Regions from separate parts of the Mus musculus genome. Here all the other regions are linked to region 2. A link is a loop called in an ENCODE intact Hi-C map of the cell type or tissue named here. Cell type or tissue: heart. All regions are shown on one strand. Each heading gives the region's core, and the rest is flanking DNA. Links, peaks and the distances in the headings are about the cores only. Region 1 has its middle 25 kb from the start of Ankfn1. Region 2 overlaps Ankfn1 (ankyrin-repeat and fibronectin type III domain containing 1). Region 3 has its middle 37 kb from the start of Gm34677.

What was found. A loop is a pair of places that touch in the nucleus more often than their neighbours do. Peaks named below come from ENCODE experiments on the same cell type or tissue, not always from the same donor. Only the 100,000 strongest peaks of a DNase experiment are listed, where the experiment ranks them.
Region 1: it touches region 2 in a loop (15-fold over the local background); 29 of 42 quality-filtered maps call a loop at or near these places.
Region 3: it touches region 2 in a loop (2.9-fold over the local background); 8 of 42 quality-filtered maps call a loop at or near these places.

Annotation. Positions count from the first base shown.
Region 1 is chr11:89,718,454-89,724,728 of GRCm38, reverse strand. It overlaps a transcript of Ankfn1 not described here. Among named protein-coding and RNA genes, the nearest start is that of Ankfn1, 25 kb to the right of the region's middle. In heart, for the core only: a CTCF peak has its summit at 3,683 (motif pointing right); no DNase peak of the experiment used is centred there.
Region 2 is chr11:89,543,648-89,549,922 of GRCm38, reverse strand. All of the region lies in intron 2 of Ankfn1 (ankyrin-repeat and fibronectin type III domain containing 1), which reads left to right. Among named protein-coding and RNA genes, the nearest start is that of Ankfn1, 150 kb to the left of the region's middle. In heart, for the core only: a CTCF peak has its summit at 3,550 (motif pointing left); no DNase peak of the experiment used is centred there; H3K4me3 peaks cover 961 bases; H3K27ac peaks cover 948 bases.
Region 3 is chr11:89,918,827-89,925,101 of GRCm38, reverse strand. No RefSeq gene overlaps it. Among named protein-coding and RNA genes, the nearest start is that of Gm34677, 37 kb to the right of the region's middle. In heart, for the core only: a CTCF peak has its summit at 3,653; no DNase peak of the experiment used is centred there; H3K27me3 peaks cover 1,136 bases.

The sequences.
Region 1 (6,275 bases), core at 749-5,748, 170 kb before region 2:
ATTATAGTCCCTGAAAAGGAAAGTGCTCATATTCCCTATAGAAAGCCAGACGGAGCCTAACGGACTCTCGGGACTGGTCTTGGCTCCTCAAGTGTGCGGTTTGGAGAGCACCTGCTGTTTTTTGATGATTATGGGGCACCGCTTGGCTTCCATTAGGGTGGAGCTCACCAGAGCTCTCTTCCAAGTCTGAGCTGTCTGTTTGCTTATGAAGTGGAAAAACGAGGGCAGAGAGTAACCTCTTTGTATACGGTGAGCTCAATATTAATAGCAAACATTTATTGAGCACTTACTGTGTGCCAGGAACCATCCTAAGCATTTTATTTGCAAGAGATCATTAAATCCTGTGCCATTATTTTTCCCACTTCATGTTTGGGAACCCGAGGCTTCGATGGAGTAGTTAGCCTGTTCTAGATGATATCATAAGTGGCTAAATATGTTATCCAGGACGTTTTAGCTCGTGGTAAATCCACAAGCTGTGTTCTGTAGTGCATAGGCTTAGCTCTGTGATGTTGTGCTATGTGGACCAGAGGGGCTTCCTCGTCCATCCGCAACTTCTGGGGCTGCAGCACAGCCCCTGCATGGAGCACATTAAAGGGATTGGGATTGCTGCTATACAAAGTTAGACTCTGGTGGATCTCATCTCAAAGATGATGGCCAGATCAGAGGTGGGGTTATGGCAAACTGTGAGGTGGACCAGAGCCAGCCAGATGATATGAAAGGTACTCTGAGGCCTCTCTCAGACTATATGAAAGCACAGACGATTTTCAGCCTAGCGGAGAAAGTGCTCCTCTCTCCAGTGAGAACCCAAACAACTACATTAAATAGCTACCAATATACTGAATAGAAAGCAAGTTTAAAAGTGTGAACTCAGAACGTTGGAAACTGGTGGACTGAGTCAGGAAGTCAGGAGGAATTGTGCATGCAGGGAGAACAAATCCAGGCCTGGCTTGTTGTGGTAGATGTGTGAATGAATGTGTGTGTGTGTGATGTGTGAATGAATGTGTGTGTGTGTGTGTGTGTGTGTGTGTGTGTGTGTGTGTGTGTGTGTGTGTGTCTAGAACACTGCAAATAAATGGTTGCAAATCGACAGAGCTTTGGGAGGCGTTCCTGGCAGGATTAGTAGATCGTGAATTGGAAGGAAAGCCTAAATTCACCTCTTCTGCTCTAAGTGTGGGCTAATAATCAGTCAGACCTGCCAAGAGTCTACAGACAGCGGGAAAAACATTGGGTGTGCTGACAATGGTCTCGTCCCGTGGCTAGTAAACTCTAACATACGGAGTAAGATGTCTAGTAAATATTCTGACTCTGATTTAGTCTATCTGGGGTATGGACTAAGATTCTGCCTTTTTGAAAATAGGTTCCCAGGTGTGCTGTTGGTCTATGAGCCAGGCACAGTCTCAGAACTATATAATTATCTCTTTTGGTTTTAACATAGTTTCTGTGAGTTACACATTGGGCAGGCTCTGGGTATTCAGTGTGATTTGCTTGGTCCCAGAGTCAGCGAGGTCAATGTAGTTCTGATTCCTCCAGTGCGCTCCTCTACGGCACATGAGCATCCAAACAGAGAGACTCAGTGTGGGATCTTCCAGAAATGAATCTTGGCACCGGACACAATGGGAGCCCAAGCATGTGGGCTTACAAGGGACTGAAGTCTGGGATCAAATTCACTCTCACTATTTTGCCCAAGACTCTACCTATCCCCTGACCCAGGGCACGGCCATCTCTTCACCGAAGACAAAAAAAAAAAAAAACTCAAAAAACTCTTTACTTTCTTTCTGGAATTTCTATCAGTCAAAAGAACATGCACTCAATTGTCCCCTTTAATTATACTAATGGATTAAAATACCTCCTGGAATGTTCTAGAATATCAGCCCCCACTTAGTACTAAATGGTTAGTCCTCACCAGACCACTCTTGACAGACCAAAACTCTGCTTGGTTGCCCCAGCCTTTGCCTCCTACTGTTTGCTTCTGGTCTCCGTGAGGCCTCCCCACATGCCTAAAGCTCTGTGATGGTTTCTTCCTAGATCTCACATTCTAGTTGGCATGAGAGATGCAAAGAAGTCCCTTGTCAGGTAGCCTCACTTTTCCATATAGCCGTCCATACCCACCCTCTCCCGGTCCTTCAGTCCTCAGTGTCTGAAGGATCCAGTGCTGTCACCAGGTTTGCCATACAGCCTTTGGGGATCATCCCACACTGACACGTCACACTGAGACCCTATCCAACGACACACTGCCTGCGTTTACTTCAGACAGGCAGTTTGGTTAGGTTTCATCTCCTTGACCTCCTTTGGATCTCTTTGACTACACAAAGCAAGCTCCTGTCCATGGCTTATCATTGTATCGCCAGCAATGTGCCTTGCTGAACCAAGAGCTACCAGCAACCAACTGACTGGAATTATTTCCAGTCCAACAGGGCAAAGAGCAAAGAGATTGGGAAAGAACAGGGCAGCAAGGGGACTGAGGAGACAAGAGGTGACACTAGAAGTCTCATGGAAGCAAATGTGGTATAGGGACACCTAGAAGTTATCCAGGTACTTCTCATGTGCCAAATACCAGCTAAGCCATGTGCTCGTTTTATTTTAAGGTAGCCTGATGAAGTAAGTGACCCTGCAATAGTCTCCATTTGACAAAGGTTTGCATAGGAAGATACATAGAGGTCATTTGCCTGTCACTATATATATATATATATATATATATATATATATATATATATATATATATATATATGTATGTATATATATATATATCCATAGTATATACACCAGCGCTATGAATGGGAGCAGAACAGACAATATGCCAATGCATTGGCTAAGGCACACAATGAAATGGCATCCAGGCAGCTTGAGATGTGACTGTGGTAGTGCTGGACAAGGCTGGGAAGGTGGTCTGGGGACAGATGAGGGTCATGTTTTTCCTTCCCAAGAATAAAGAGTACAAAGACACAGAGAAGAAATACTGAGTCATATTTGCACTTAGGAGTATTACTGATGTGCTGTCTCTGGCCTGGCCCTGGGGCTGATCTCGAATAGGGAGTGAGGTTGCCAGCCAGTGCCCCTGGACAGCTCTGTGGGCCCAGGAACTCACTGCAAAGGCACACTCTGGAGAATAAAACTGCTGGTGATGCCCAGAGTGGACCAAATAAAAGTCAAATACCACATTCAGTCCTCCAGTGGTGTTTTTGCTATTAAATTAAGTCTGGAAAAAATATAATTGTCTTTGGATTTGATTTGAGAGATTTGGGGGTGTTGAATACTCAGAGAAGGGAGCAAGGCTATTTCTTGAAAGATTCTTTGACTCGCTCCCTCTGACAGATGACAGCAGATCACAGTGGAGGCATGCAGTCTTTAAAGAGATCCACCCCTCACCCTGGCACAACCATCCCAGAAAAATAGAGGGGGAGGGGAAGCTCTGTCCTAGGTTCCAGTATTTTATTGCTACATTCCTTGGATGGCCCCGTCTGTTTACCTTCAGCTGAGTTTAGACTTGGTGTTCTCTGTGGCCGCTGGCATCAGCCACAGAATTCTTTCATGTCTATTACTTTATTAAGGAATGTAAAAGCCACATACAGACCGACCTGGGGGCACAACACTAAGAGACACAAATAAGCCTGAATTTGCTCACAAAGAGCCTAAGGGAGGTTTCACACCGCCTTCTCCCAGATGGACTGCAAGTCCCCCGGTGACCACAAGGGGGCACTCTTAACACTTGCTCCTCAGCCCAATTAATAGTACCATTTTGAAGAATGTATAGAGCAGAAACAGCACTGAGCTTTAAGACTGGTCCTGATGCAAGCTGGGTGGGTAAAAGAGTTCACTCTCCTTATGAAGGATCCATACTTCTTTTTTAAAGTTTCACTGATTAGAAACGGAGTCTCAAAATTAGGTTAAGTGCACAAATAAGTCCTTTGTACAGTGTCTTGACTCATCGGTCATAAATGTCCCAAAGAGAGCTATTATTTGTGCATCTACTCTGAGTTCTTTCTGCTTCTTAAATAAGCACTGGGGCTAGGTTGGGCCTAACTTACAGCACAAGGGTGTAGGTGTAGAATGAGTCTCTACAGTGGATGTTATCTCATGAGATGAGCAATGACTGGTGTTTTTTCGACCATTTGTTTTCACCATATGGTGTAGACGTGGGAAAGGGGCAGGATGGTGAACCATTGACATCTAGTACATAGAGGAAGGGCAGGATTTGAACCTATATTCGTGCAGCCTTCCCATCAAACAAGAGAACACAATTCAGGACCTAGTTTTCACAATGGAAAGATGTTCTCATTATGGAGAGAATCACACATCAGCCAAACTGAGGAAGCCCCGTCCTTTCTTCAGAACCTACATGCTGACAGATTGGGGAGTCATGTAATGCTTGATTAGTCCTTGGGCCATGTGGTCCTTCAAGAAGCGCTTCAGACTCAGTATCTTTAGTCCATTTTTATATCACTGGCAAAACCATGTAAAACTAGATATTCATTCCAAAGCTGGCTAGGCATAGCTAATATTTGCACATAGGCCATATGCCCCACAGTGGCAGCAAAGGTTCGGAGAAGTGTTGCAGTAAAGAGCCTTATGCCACTTAACTTAATCTGGGTATTCTGATATTCTCATATAACCACAAAAACCTATGGGGCTAGCATCCATGATGCCCCCTGGAAGCTGTTCAGGAGAAAACATGGAAAGTCTTGAAGCTGCAGAGAAGGGATAGCCTCGACGGATCGAGGGAACAGGGCAGACTATTTAAAGCACAACTATTGGTCCCATGGTCACAGGTATTGGGATAAAAACTGAAGTTGCCTTAGTGGTCTGTCTCAACTATTTTTAGAGCTGTGTATGTGTGCCTGTGTTTGTATAGACTACGTATAAATATATATAGCTTAGCTGTGAGGTTAGATGCTGGGTGGGGTGGGGCGCGGGAGAAGGAGGGATCTTCCTTTCTATACAGATGTGATCGGTATCCTGTGGGACAAGGGGAAGGTCTGTGAGTTTAGGGGATTTTTGCTACCTTCCATTGCTGCCAGACTCTCCATGATGCCAGAACCACGTGTATGCTTGGTGGAAACACCTGGGCTCCTTATTTCTATGACACCCCACCCTTTGGAGATGTTTCCCCATCACCTACCTCCCTGAATTAGGTTCCCTCAACCCATCCCCTCTTCTCAACCTGCTTCATCACCCAAAACACTCCCCTCACCATCATTACTATCCATATGCTGGATTCACTTAGACCTTTCTGTGCGATGAATTAAATAACTCAGGGGAAAATTAGTGATGTCTTTTCAACATTCTAATTTAGTTCTACATTCTCAGAGCATGTTTGAAACTCTCTAAAGACACCCTATTTTTGAGAAAACTACAATTACGTGTATTTTTTAATTGTTGAAAAAAAACTGTGTGGGAGCTGTTTTGAAATCCTTGAAATGAAACGCAAGATTATTTTCTGAGCTAGAACTTGAATCTGCGGCTTTCTTTTTAATTGTCACATCTAGGGTGATTTTTAAGTAAATAAGAGCACAAGGTTCATATTATTTTAAATGTATATTGTATTTGTCTTCTCAGCGCTGTGGTTTTTCGGCCTGTGAATGGCATCACAGTATGTAGACAGCCCGTTAAGCAGCCTGTTTGGGTAAGGAAACCCTTAGACCAGTACAATGGTGCATTGCTCCGTGTGTCCCTTCTAATATGGTTAGAATTCTACAACCTAAATGATCATTTGTTGAACAAATTCATGCTTTTATTAGTCAAAATACAGAGAAAACAGAGAGTCCCTGTTTCAAGATATTTGCTAATGCATGGTTAATTATCACATATAGCTTACTATAATTCATTTTACAGGGGAGACCTCCTGCAGGTAACATACTAACAGTTTATGAACCAAAATAACCTTGCTATAGATTAGAGCTGTTGCGGGGCCTCTCAGACAGCCGATGCTTCTAGCCCCTCTCACTTCACATTGCTAATTCGAACAAGGCTTTATTTTTGTATTTGTCAGCAGCAATACTGTAGGGTGGTTGTTAAACTTCTCCCAGGCCTAATTAGAGCAGCAATGCTCGCATTCATAAACGAAGCTCGTGTCTTGCTCCGGGAGGCGGTGAGCAGGGCTGTTACGGTAGCTTCCTGGCAGCCCGTCGCTGGCAGTTTTAAGGTAGCTAGTGGCCGAGATATTAAGTAACTGTTGAAATTCATTGACTCCACCACGGCTAATGTGTCTAGATGACAACAAGTTTACACGGTTCTTTTATAGTTACAGCAAATGGGTCCATTTAAATAGTTATTAGGTG
Region 2 (6,275 bases), core at 556-5,555:
CAATCAGCTTAGGAGGTGTAGTTTGCCAAACAAATGGAACGTTCCTTGTGAGGGTTAGAAGGTAAGTGATTTGGCAGGAAATGGGTCACAGGCCAGCTAAGGAGCACTCAGGCTCTGTAGTGAGTGAGGAAGAGGGCCTGGGGAAAGGTCAGAAGGATTTTTTGAAATGTATGTATGTATGTATGTATGCATGCATGTATGTATGTATGTATCAGTCCGCCTAAGGCTGAAGTAGTCTTTCTATGATTCACTCTTAGGACCCTAGAATGAATTCAACATAAGCCTGGACCCAAACACCAAACAGAGCTATTTCTGGGTGATTGGCACCTGGGGTTAGGATGGTAGAAGTAAGTCATCAGATGTTTTCTCTGTGAACTGATTAGCCATCAAAACTCCCCCACATCCCTGTGAAATCACCACCACAGTTCCAAGGGGCTCACCTAGCACTGCCAAAGGCTGGGCTGCTCCTGTGTTCCTAGTGCCATCAACAGGGACATCTTGTTAGCTTATCAAAGACAACACAAAGAGAGAGGACAGGGTGCCCACCGTCCTCAGTTTATTTATTCTCAAGCCAACATTCATGATCCTGATATGGAAGTTACTTCAAGCATATTTAAGTACCCAGCTGGGGCAGAAGTGGTCACACATATTGACGCTGAAGCATCAGAACATCAGTACAAATCAGGAATAGCTTGGGAGAAATAAAATCATCAGGACAGAGATGCCTTTCTGATGGACATACCCCATCAGCCTCCTGGCTTCATGGCCTTGTGAGCACTGCTCGTGGCCCTTCAGAGAGCATCCCTCGATTCCCCATCCCCCAATAGAAAAGAAGGCTGAACACGTGAAAGAAGTAACAAGAGAATCTTTCAGAAGACTTAGGTCGCTGTCCAGAGATACTACAACTCAACCTGTTAGAGTCTCATGCAGATGAACAGCTCTGCTGCCTCCTTTGTGTTTCTAGGAGGAGTGACACCCAGCAAGCTGTTCCAGTTCCCTTGCTTGTTTTGCATCTAGGAAAAGCTGGGAAGCCTGTTGAGAAGTAGAGTACCTGGAAGATTAAAGCCTGAACTACCAAACTGCCATTCTGCATCATGGTCCTTTTTTCTTTTCTTTCCTTTTTTCTTCCTTCCTTCCTTCTTTCCTTCTTTCTTCTTTTCTTCTCCTCTCTCTCTCTCTCTCTCTCTCTCTCTCTCTCTCTCTCTCTCTCTCTCTCTCTCTCTCTCTCTCTCTCCCTCCTTCCCTCTCTCCCTCCCTCTCTCCCTCCCTCCCTCCCCCCTCCCTCCCTCCCTTCCTTCCATCCTCCTCCTTCCCTCCCTCCCTCCCTCCCTCTCTCCCTCCCTCCCTCCCCCCTCCCTCCCTCCCTTCCTTCCATCCTCCTCCTTCCCTCCCTCCCTCCCTCCCTCCCTTCCTCCCTCCCTCCCTCCCTTCCATTCATCCTTTTGTTTTGTCTGGCTTTCTTTCTTAAGATAACAGACTAGTAGCAGGAGGGGAGAGGTTCCAGCAGGAACCAGAGACTATCAACAGGGAATGTTCTTGCCTCGTGGTTTCCAGCTACAGTTGTTATCCCAGGGACCTGGCCACCTCATGTTTCGCACCACGGCTGTGCATGAAGCTGGCATGTGTCTGAATATCCAGCCCATTCAACACCCATTAGACAATCTACAACTGGGCTGTTGCTGCTGACAGCATCATTGAGCCCAGGACGTTCAGCTGGGTAAATCGTTTACTAGCATGCTGGTCTATCCTGATATGCCTAATAGGTTGGGTGCAATTTTGTGAGCTTTTAAAGAAAGCTGTCTCCTTTTGTGCTTAGCTTTGCCCTAATATGGCAAACAATGACCACAGACATTGAGGAAACAGCATTGTCATGTTCGGCATTGTCGTGTTCGGCTTTTTGTTTGGATCGTGTCTGTAAACCACAAAAAGCAGGAATTGGAATGATAGATACCACAGGGGTCACTGCATGTCCTTGGAACAACCTTTGCGCCAGCCTCAGCCTTTACCCCTCATATGACTGGGACATTGTATAAAAGACACAAAATTAGTTAATTATTGGTTCTAGTGGGTGGGGGTGAGGTGGCTTTGGACAAGAGAGGGCCATGGTCACAAATGCTGCTTGAAATGGACTGTCACAGGAAAAAAATCAGAACTGTGGCCCATGTGTCAAGTCCAACAGCCAAGCTGTATTTTTTTCTTAAAAAAAAATAGATGAGAAAGTAGAATATTTGCCTCAGGTTTATTGAATTCCATTCATATATATATAATCATCTACCATGCACAAGATTGAGGGGGATGTCAAAAGTTGACAAGGGTTGAGCCCCGGCCAGGGAGGTTCCAATCCAGCATGGAAGGTAGACAACCCTTAAGTATTTTTTATAAAAGCAGCTACAAGCTGAAAATGCTAACCAAGTCACAGACACCTCAGCTAGAGAGGGAAAGTCACTTGATCCATAAAAGAGATATGAATTACTGTCCTGTGTGTAGGCAGAACACCTTCCAGATAACACCAGCCCATCAGAGTTCGTCTTAGTGAGTATGGTCTCCTGAGACTCTAACTTGAGTCAAGGCCTTGCTTCCATGACAATAGACTCCACTAGCCACTAAATGTTTCTTGGTCATTGTAGGACATGATCAGTTCTAAGCATCCCAACTGAAAGTGGAGAAGCCAAGGCAGAGATGTGCTAAGAATCTCTCAGCCTTTTTTCTTACCCTTCCCATCTGCCACAGCACCTGTTCTTTTGACTTCAAAACACTAAGCGCTACTTGAGAAGGCTCCAGGTGCCAGCCAGAAGATAAAAATTGACTCTGGACTAATACTTTTAACTGTACTTATTTTAGACACTGACATTTTCTTTATTAAGAAAATGGGGGTGGGGGCAGGAGAAAGAGAGGGAGAGAGAGGAGAGAAAAAGAGAAGAGAGAGAGTCTCTGCATAAAACTCAGAGAGAGTTCCTTTCCTTATTCATGCATATTTTGACTCTTGGTCTTGACCATTTTCACCTGTGTGGGCTGATTTGCATACCTGCTGATAATCCTGAGATTTGGCGGGCATGTGTGTGCATACACATAGGCTTGGAGAAGTTGGAACCAGGCAAACTGTTCATTTTGTTCTTATCTTCATCTGAGCAACCCCACCCCCACCGGGCCCCACTCTCACCCCCACCCCACCCCCACAACCCCTGCTTATGAATGTTCTGATCCTAGGACACTCACCATTTTATCCACAAATTACTTGAGAACTCTGTACATGATTTTTAAAGTGGGCAAAGACACAGCAATCATCTTTGGCTTTGCACTGCCAGTCATAGTGAGTAGCTATGGGATTCCACACCTTTGTAGGGACTACAGTCCTTTACCGTAACCCCACTAAAGTCCCAGTCATGCTTGAGTCCCAATTAGCACCCAATTTGTCGCACACCCAATTCATCACGGCCAAAGCTGGTACATCACAGAACATAGATGGCCTTGGGGGTGGTGTTAGGCAAAGCAACCTGGGCTGACTCCTCTTGGAGAGATTTAGGTGAATACTGCCACCTATTGACAGGTGAAATATATGCTCCTGGTTGCCAATCTGCCCTTGTCCTGTGCAAGTCTCATCAGAGCCAAACTCATAGCTCAACTTGCCAAAGGATAGTCACAGCCCCAAGTTCACAATTCTTAATACATCTGTGATGAGGGATGAGTCCGCTTACTCACGGACTGCATCTGTGATAAGAGGCCAAGGCGTGAGGTAGAAATGCCAGGAGCTTTGCGGTGGGAGACCTGGGTTTGAGTCTCAGCTCAGCCCCTAAGTGCACATAACCAAGCCAGTTAATCTCTCTGAGCCTTGATTTCCTCATCAAGGAGTGGCTAATCCTATTTTGTAAAGTGTGAGACTTGGGCACAGTTTCTGGGTGGCACATAAAATGCATTAGACTGACGTGACTTTTTTTTTTCACCAAGCTGTAAATGGCAACTATTTGTGATGCCGTGATCGGTGCTGTGGCAAACCTCATTATGTATTGGGGTTCTGGTGAACTTCTCCATGAGGTCAGTTCTCCGTGGGCAATGCTCCTTGTCTACCAGACTATCTTTGACATCCAAAATTAAGACAGTGTGAACATAAATATTGGAATTTTAAGTGTGCCAATTGAGAAAATGAGGATAAATGGGCTTCATTACCAAACGTCTCTGGACTACCCTGGAGGATATATGGGGCTGAGTCGATAAAGAGTTATGATAAAAACTTGGGAGCTGTGTATAAATGGGGCTTTGTGACCTGCAGGGTAAGGTTGTGCTGAGAGCCAGACCTAGGAGGCTCGCATTCCTGCCTCTGCATGGTGTGGGGATCCTGGGCTCCTGCAGACAATAGGGGATTCATAGCTGGAGAATTCTAACGACGACGGAGAGGGTGGCAGGCAGAACAAGAAGACTTTTCAGGAGTTCAGGGACTCTGATTATCACGTCGTCGTAGGAGCTGCAGCGAGCTGGGAGGCTGCCGGAGAGGCGCGCACAGAGCCGTTCTTGGAAAGCTGTCAGGGAAGGGTTTGTAACCTCCCTAAGAGAATCGCGCTTCTTAAAATCCCCAGTCTGGAAAAACCTCCCGTGACCGGTCCGGATCAACGCTGTGTGGTAGCTGCAGCAAAAAGAACGGGGAACCACCTCTGCCTGAATCTTTCTGAATGTCGAGTGTCTGGGCTCCTCAAGACTGGGGGCAAACTCCACAAGCGGGTTCCCCGCGTGTTAGGAAGGCATTACTTTTTTTTCTGAAAGGTCATCTGGGGCTTAAAACAAAATCATCGAGAAAGAGCATGCCCATGAACAGTCTGCACGATTTGAAAAGGCCTATCTGAAACCGAAATAGCAGCACCCTCCCTACAGCCCTTCTCTCTCTTTGGGGGATTAGTAGAGGGGGCAGGGGGAGGGGAAGAGGCAGAGCATGGCATTCATTACTGACAACTTCACACATAATAAGCATGTTCGAATCCACCCTGAGGAGTTCTCTTTTTTATTTTATTTTTAATCCCCCTCCCTTTAGCTGTTTTTGATAAGTGGCACATTTTATTTGGGGGGGGGTGGGGGGAGAGAAACACACAGTCCATTATTACAAGGCCTCATTCGGGAGCTAAGGTCGAGAGATTACAGAAGGGAAGTGGGTTGGGGCAGCCTCTCTGCCGACCACAGGGAAGGACCTGCCACTTTCTTCTCATAATTTAATTTCGAGATTCTGATGAAAAGGCACTCCCTAAATTGAAAAGGGCGAACAAGGAGAAAGAGTGAAAAATTATTCAAATGGCCATCAAAGAGTGATCAATTTAAATTTATGTCTTACAAACAAACCGCATGTTACTAGCCCTGGGGGCAGACAGACCTTTAGCAATGATGTATGAATGTTCTGAAACATGGGCAGGATTTTTTTGTAGGAATGGGGGACATTACTGGCTTGTAATACGGGTAAGTTTGGGCCTCACCTCCCAAGCATCCAAACTTCTAGACATTGCATTGCCAAGCAGAAGACAGACTACTAAAAGGAACCTTTCAGTTTGCCAGGTCCAACTCACTCATTTATTGCTACAAGAGTGAAAACGAAAGCCCAATGATAAGAAAACCCTTGTCAGGGTCACCCAGCCCATGAGGAACAGATCTGGGGCCAAAGCTCAGACTTTCATACCCAAACTCTAGATTTTTTTTCCCCTGGGGCTAAAACATTTCCAGGGAGGAGAGGCAAGCTGTGGCAATTAGATGAGGATGGTCTGTTTCCAGGACAACCATTATCCCTACAAAGGAGGAAAAAAACACCAGCAAAGGGCCTAGTGTGCTGCTCCAGGCAGCTCCATGTTACACCCTAGCCTGAGTTCTTTATCAGACACTAACTGCTTTGCAAAGTGCCCAAGATGCATTTTGGTGGTTCCTTGCCCCTGTGCTTTCTCTATCTGAAGAAATGTGCACAGACTGAATCATGAATGCTCACAGAACCTCTACATGTATGCCCTGCAATAACCAGCATCTCTGTCATCTGCTAATACTTAGGTTAAACCTTTATATTGTTCTCTTTCTATTATGGCAGATTTACTTGTACAGGTGAATGAGTTCAGTATGGTGTTTCCATGTATACATATAGTATACACAGATCAACAGATTCAGGGCAACCCTCATCAAATCCCAATGACATTTTTGAAGAAGGAGAAGAAGGAGAAGGAGGAGGAGAAGGAAAGAGAGAGAGACAAAGAAAGAAACAAAGAAAGAAAGAGAAAGAAAAAGGGAGGGAAGGAAGGAGGAGAGGAGAGGAGGAG
Region 3 (6,275 bases), core at 563-5,562, 380 kb before region 2:
ATTGATACCTGTGTGCCTCCCTTATCCCAGGTCTCTGTCTCATGCTGGAGATGCCCCCCCCACCTTCCCACCCCAGTTAATTGCACATTTCCACTCATTCTCATGGCCATCTGGCCATCTCTCCCGTCCTTCCCCATACCAGATACTGAACCCCCTCCTCCTCTCCCTCCCAGTTCCCTTCCTCCATTTATGACTATTTTATTCCCCCTTCTAAGTGAGATTCAAGCATCCTCACTTGTGCTTTCCTTCTTGTTTAGCTTCTTTGGGTCTGTGGAGTGTATCATGGTACCTGTATTTTATGGCTAATATCCACTTATAAGTGAGTACATAGATGAACAGATTTCCCATGCTCAGGGATCAATAGGATTGGCATAGTGAAAATGTTCATCTTACCAAAAGCAATCTACAGATTCAAAGCAATCCCCCAACAAAATTCCAACACATTTTTATAGACCTTGAAGGAGCAATTCTCAACTTCATATAGAAAAACAAAAAACCCAGGATAGCCAAAACAATCCTGTAGAATAAAATTTATTTTACAAGGAATCACCATCCTTAGCCTCAAGCTATACTGCTCAGCAACAGTGATAAAAACTATACGGTATTGGTACAGAAACACACAGGTTGATCAATGGAATTGACTTGAGGACTCAGAAATAAACCCACATACATATGGATACTTGATTTTTGATAAAGAAGCCAAAACTATACAATGGACAAAAAGAAAGCATCTTCAACAAATGGTGCTGAGCTAACTGAATGTCTGCATTCTCTTCATGTAGAAGGATGAAAATAGATCCATATTTATCACCCTGCCCAAAACTCAAGTCCAAGTGGATCAAGAACTGTGTATAAAACTGGATACACTAAATTTCATAGACAAGAAAGTGGGAAATAGCCTTGAACACATTGGTACAGGAGTCAGTTTCCTGAACAAAACACCAATGGCTCAGGATTTAAGACCAACAATTGATAAAGAGATTCCCTCATAGTTCCTTTTTACTGAGCTTGTCTTAGAGCTGATTTGTGATACAGGTCCGCAAGTCAACCCTTAGCATTGAGAAGAACTCTGTCTTATTTCATCTCTAACTAAAAGCAATGACTAGGTCTATGGTTTGGAGTGTACTATATGGACAGATAGTTCTGAACCTCCCCCTGATACCACACATAAGGAGGGGACACCAAAGGAGAACCCCTGTACAATGGAGGTTCCCCTTGTGACTCTGTATTAGGCATGAACCATACCCAAACACCTGTTTTTGCAGAGAAATCCTTCATTAAGCAGGGAAGAGAGGTTAAAGTGGCCGCCTTCTGACTGAGGCAGAAAACCAGAAGCAAATGACCATGCAGGGGCAATGTTTTAAAAGAAGAGACAAAGGGGAGGTCTGTGTCAGAATGGGCTAGGATGTGGTAGTGTATTTTGATTGGACATGTTAATGAGGTGAACCAAAGTGGGCTTTTGATTGCTGGATGTTACTACTTTGATAGATGGACCTTGATAGTCAGCCTCAGGAGGAGGAATTGGCCAAATAAGAGAGTAGACAGTGGTGGTTAGCTTTAGGAATGTAAAGAAATTACATTCCTAAAGCCATTGTGACCAGAGACATGAACATAGTGAGTCTCACTCTTGTTTCTCTCTCTCTCTCTCTCTCTCTCTCTCTCTCTCTCTCTCTCTCTCTCTCTCTCATCTAGATCTTTCCCTGTGCACACTTTGCAAACTCACACGCACCTCTCTTTTTCTTTGACTATCTGGCTAGTTCTCCTTATTGAAATGTAAGTGTTCATGTATATATACATGTGGACACAGATGTATAAACACATATATTCTTGCGTATTTAGAAAACATCTGTTGAGCACATCTTCTAGAAACCACTTTTATAAACTCTTTAATTATTTTTACCAGGCAAAACAGACACAAATGTTTTTGTGCTGCAGAGCTAAGTTTTGGTGTTGGGGAGGAAGTGGCAGGCAGAAAACAATAGCTAAAATAAGCAACACTGAAATAAAAGGCCACACAAGAATTCAGAGGAGACAAGGGAGTTAGGGGTAGCAGGCGGGTCATAACATTAAAACAAAACGGTCAGGAAAGTCCACAGTGACTGGCCACTTGTAATACGGGCAGACTGACAAGTCTCAGAGCAAACAGGGACTGTGTTGGTTTAAGCTACATGGTTTTTCCATCCCTTCATTTCATTGAGATTGTGGATGTCCCAGGAAACAATGTGTTGTCACATCACTTCTTGAATGGGCAGAATTAGAGTGAGGAACTCCAGATCTCAAGTTAATCAGAAAGGGCCTGCAAGGAGCCAGGCTGGAGTTTGAAAAAATGAAGCGCCAGACTAGAAAGATCAAGACCAGATCCTGGTGACAGCTTGGCGTCAGCTAGGAGGCGTGAAGAAATTGGACAATTTATGGCCAGCCAGTGAGGCTGCGTCATCATTCCTGCCTTGCAGAAGTACTCAGAGGGAAAGAATAAATATGTTTTCTGGTTCTATTTTCAGTTTTCTATGGCTCTGTGCTCCGTAGATATCAGACTCTGCAGCGGTCTATGTCAGGGGCTTTTGTTTCCAAAGGAGAGGCAAAAGAATTGAAGCTGGGGTGTTTGATAGCTCTGATGAACAAAAAGATCAGCCCTGGGAAGATGTGGGTATACTACAGATCAGCTAAAGGACATGAAGTGAACAAATAAGGTGGGTCCTGGGTAGCTCGTAGGAATGGGCATGTCTGAGAAGCCAAGAAAATGCAAAGAATATGGAATTGTTTAGTGTCCACGAGAGAGTATACAAATCCCAGAAGCTGGTTGCTAAGGTATCACTATCCTGTAAACCTGCTAAAAGTCAAGTTATCTTAACTGCACTAGCCTATCACACAATGATAAGTATTAGGAAGTCTAAAGGATCCATTCATTACATTAGGGACACAGAATGCACCATCTCGTGTATCATGCCACATCGTCTGATTCCGTCAGATCTGTCTTCCTTTGCTTGACTCTTGGTCCTTTGCAATGTGTTCTGATTATATCTAAGATTCATTGACCTGAAGGAAATCCACTAAACATCTTCTCATTTCCCTGAAGATAAAAAAGGCAAATGTTTTATAAAGAGATACAAAATCATCTTGATGTTCTCTCTCCATGTACCTATCTAGATTTGTGCCCTTGGGTCTCCCATAGGTACACTTCTGACTTCCTGAACATCTCTGTGCAATTCCCAAACTAAGGGATGCTTGTAGCACACAGTTCTGTTTGCTCATCATCCAGCCTTGGGCTGGAGTCTGCTTCTGTCTCTCCTCATCTCATCTCAATTCGTGATCCCTTCTTGACAGATTTCTTAACATTTCTTCTCTATAAGGCTGAGTTGGGTTAGAAAGTCCCAAAGGACCCCAAACCTTCCTCTCCCGTGACCCCTCATTGGCTTGCCATGTAATGCCTCCTCGTTTTCTTTATACCTCGGACAAGGGATTACCTGATTTTCTTAAGGTTGAGATGATCTCTCTTCAACTTCTCAATGAGAACCATGGTATTCGTCGTGTATGTCCATGCTCATTTTCTCTTCTGTCTCCTGGTTCTGTTCCGTGGAGAGCTTGTTCTACCATGGACTTTGGCTGAAGCCTGGCTCTGTGCAGGGTTTCAGCCGAATGCTCAAGGGGGCAGTGTGGTAATGCAAGAGAAAGCAGTCTCTCCTCTCTGAAAGGCTTGGCCATTTTTTTTTTAAACATGAAAATCCTTGCCCTGGAAATTAAATTATATTTGGGATTTTTGGGTTCCCCTCCCCCAGCCCCACTGTGGGAGGTTTCGGAAAGTTACTGTGGTGAGCAGCACAGTCAGAAGCTGTCAGCGGCCAGCCCCACAAGGCAGGTCCGGCAGGCTCCTTCAGCACCAGGGCCCCAGGGGACAATGTGTGCACATGAGGGCTAGGCTTTCAGCGGTCAGTGGCCTACCACCAAAAGAGCACCTCCTCCCCCTACACACACACACACACACACACACACACACACACACACACACACACACACACACACAGAGCCTTCTCATCCTGGCTACCTTTGAGTCAATAGTTTGGGATCCATTTCAAATCCAAGGTGGATGGATCGAGAGGGTTGTTTTTATTTGTTTGTGTGTTTTCCAAAATATTTCTGAGAAAGCAGCTCTGAAAATATGCCTTATGTATCCGTGGATTCATACATATTCATAGCTTCCTTCTGACTGTATGTTGAAGTTTTCTTCTCCAAGGAGGCCTTAGGTAAGCTGTAAGGCCCCTCCCAGCTCCCGTCCTCCACAGTTCTAGCTAGTCAAGAGTGGAAGGAAGGCTATGAAGAAACCCAGTCCTAGAAAAATTCTATTTTGGGGGGAGGTTGGTGGAATAATTCAACCCCTTTCTAACTTTGGGAGGTACAAACCTGATTCCCCAGGTATTGGATTCAGTTAATTCAGTCCTCATGACTCCATATAGATGCACTGTACCTTCTCATGTGTCAGGAAGAGAGCTAAGTCCTGAGTATAAAATGGCCACACCTGCAGTACTGACTCACCTATATCTTGCAGGTTGATGGGGACAGAGACTGTCAAAACAAACACACACACAGTCCGGGATGTCAGATACTGGGGTAGTGGCATTCTAGAGAGGAAAGAGGGTAAAAAATTGAGATAAAGTGTACAGGGTTCCTATTCAGAGTAAAGGCTCAGTGGCTCGAGACAGAAGAGCGCTAAGCACATAAGACTATATAGAAGATGACAGAACAGAATGCTAAACATAGCAAACTCCGTGGAAGACTCAGGGTATTTGTGACACAGAAGGTTGGCTGACAGTGAGAAGACTCACCCCATGCTTTGTCACCCAAGGAAGAGAACAATCCCTTCTAACTGTCACTGAATGGTCATAGTAAAGGCCACGTTGGTTCCCATAGGCATGTAAGCTACCAAGATGTGAGAACATCTCACAGTGAAAGCTTACCTCAGAGATCATCCAAGGCAACTCCCTTTTTATTTAATAATCTCCTCGAAGCTGTACTACATAGTTATTCCAATTCTTCGAAACAGCATCGCTCACCCTTTCCACTCTTTTTACTTCAGGTTTTTTCCCATTGATTTCTTAGATTTCCCTTTCTAGATGGCAAATTCTAAATTCTGTCTTCCTTGTTTAATGAACCTTTTTTTTTTTCCTCTCTCAAGAACAGTGAGTGCCACACAGTAGCTTTTCAGAGCATGCTTGCTGAAGGGGGTAATCAAAGCTAAAACTAGACTTCTTGGAACTCATTGGCCTTCATTCTGTTTGCTAGAACAAATCTGGTCTTAATGTCTCCTAGAAGGAATTTTACAGTCTTTTGAAAATAATGCTCATTATGGGTTTTTTCCCCCTGACTGTTAACATTTTGAATGTGATTCTGAAACTCATGAATATTTGGGTTACTAGTAGGGCTCTGGCTAGATGTGATAACTCAACCAAATATACATCAACTTTATCCTACCATCACCTGCATGTCATTTCTCTATTTTTAATATAAGGATATATATGCATTGTTCTGAAGATCTACTTCAGGTTGAATACTTTTAATGTGAAGGCTGTCACACTTATATTAAAACAAAACAATAGAACACCAGTAATGTGCCATCAAAACATGCCAGTGTTGTTCAGAGTTTGTCAGTGGAATAAAATCAATACAAGATTCTTTGTATATAAATAATACCTATAACCATTATTGTTATATAAATAATACCTATAACCATTATTGTTATTATTGCTTTTCATATATTAAATGTATTAAGACACAAATATGTATATATGTATATGAGTTGGCTCACACAGTTTTATGGAGACCAAGAGGTTCAAGGCTGTCATTTGGCAGCTGGAGACACAGCCCATCTAATGGTGTGGCTTTCTTCTGAGTCTGAAAGCCCAAGGAGCAGGAGAATGGTTGGTATGAATCTTAAAACCATCAGGGTTGAGATGCAGAAGGAGCCAAAATCTCATTACAAGCCTGAGAGCTGAAACAGACTGAAGGCTAAGCTTGATGTAGGAAACAGGAGTAGTTTCCTCTCATCAATGAAAGCCCCAGCCTTTCTGTTTTATTTAGACATTTATTGGATTGGCTGAGGCCTAACTACATTAGAGAGAACAGTGAACTTCACTCTGTATACAGATTTAGACATTAATCTCATCCCTAAATAATATTCACAGACATACCTAGACATCTCATGATCTAGTCAGCTTGATATGTAAAATTAACTAATGTATTATCTAGCAGACTATTAAATAGGCTATTATGCAAAGCATCTT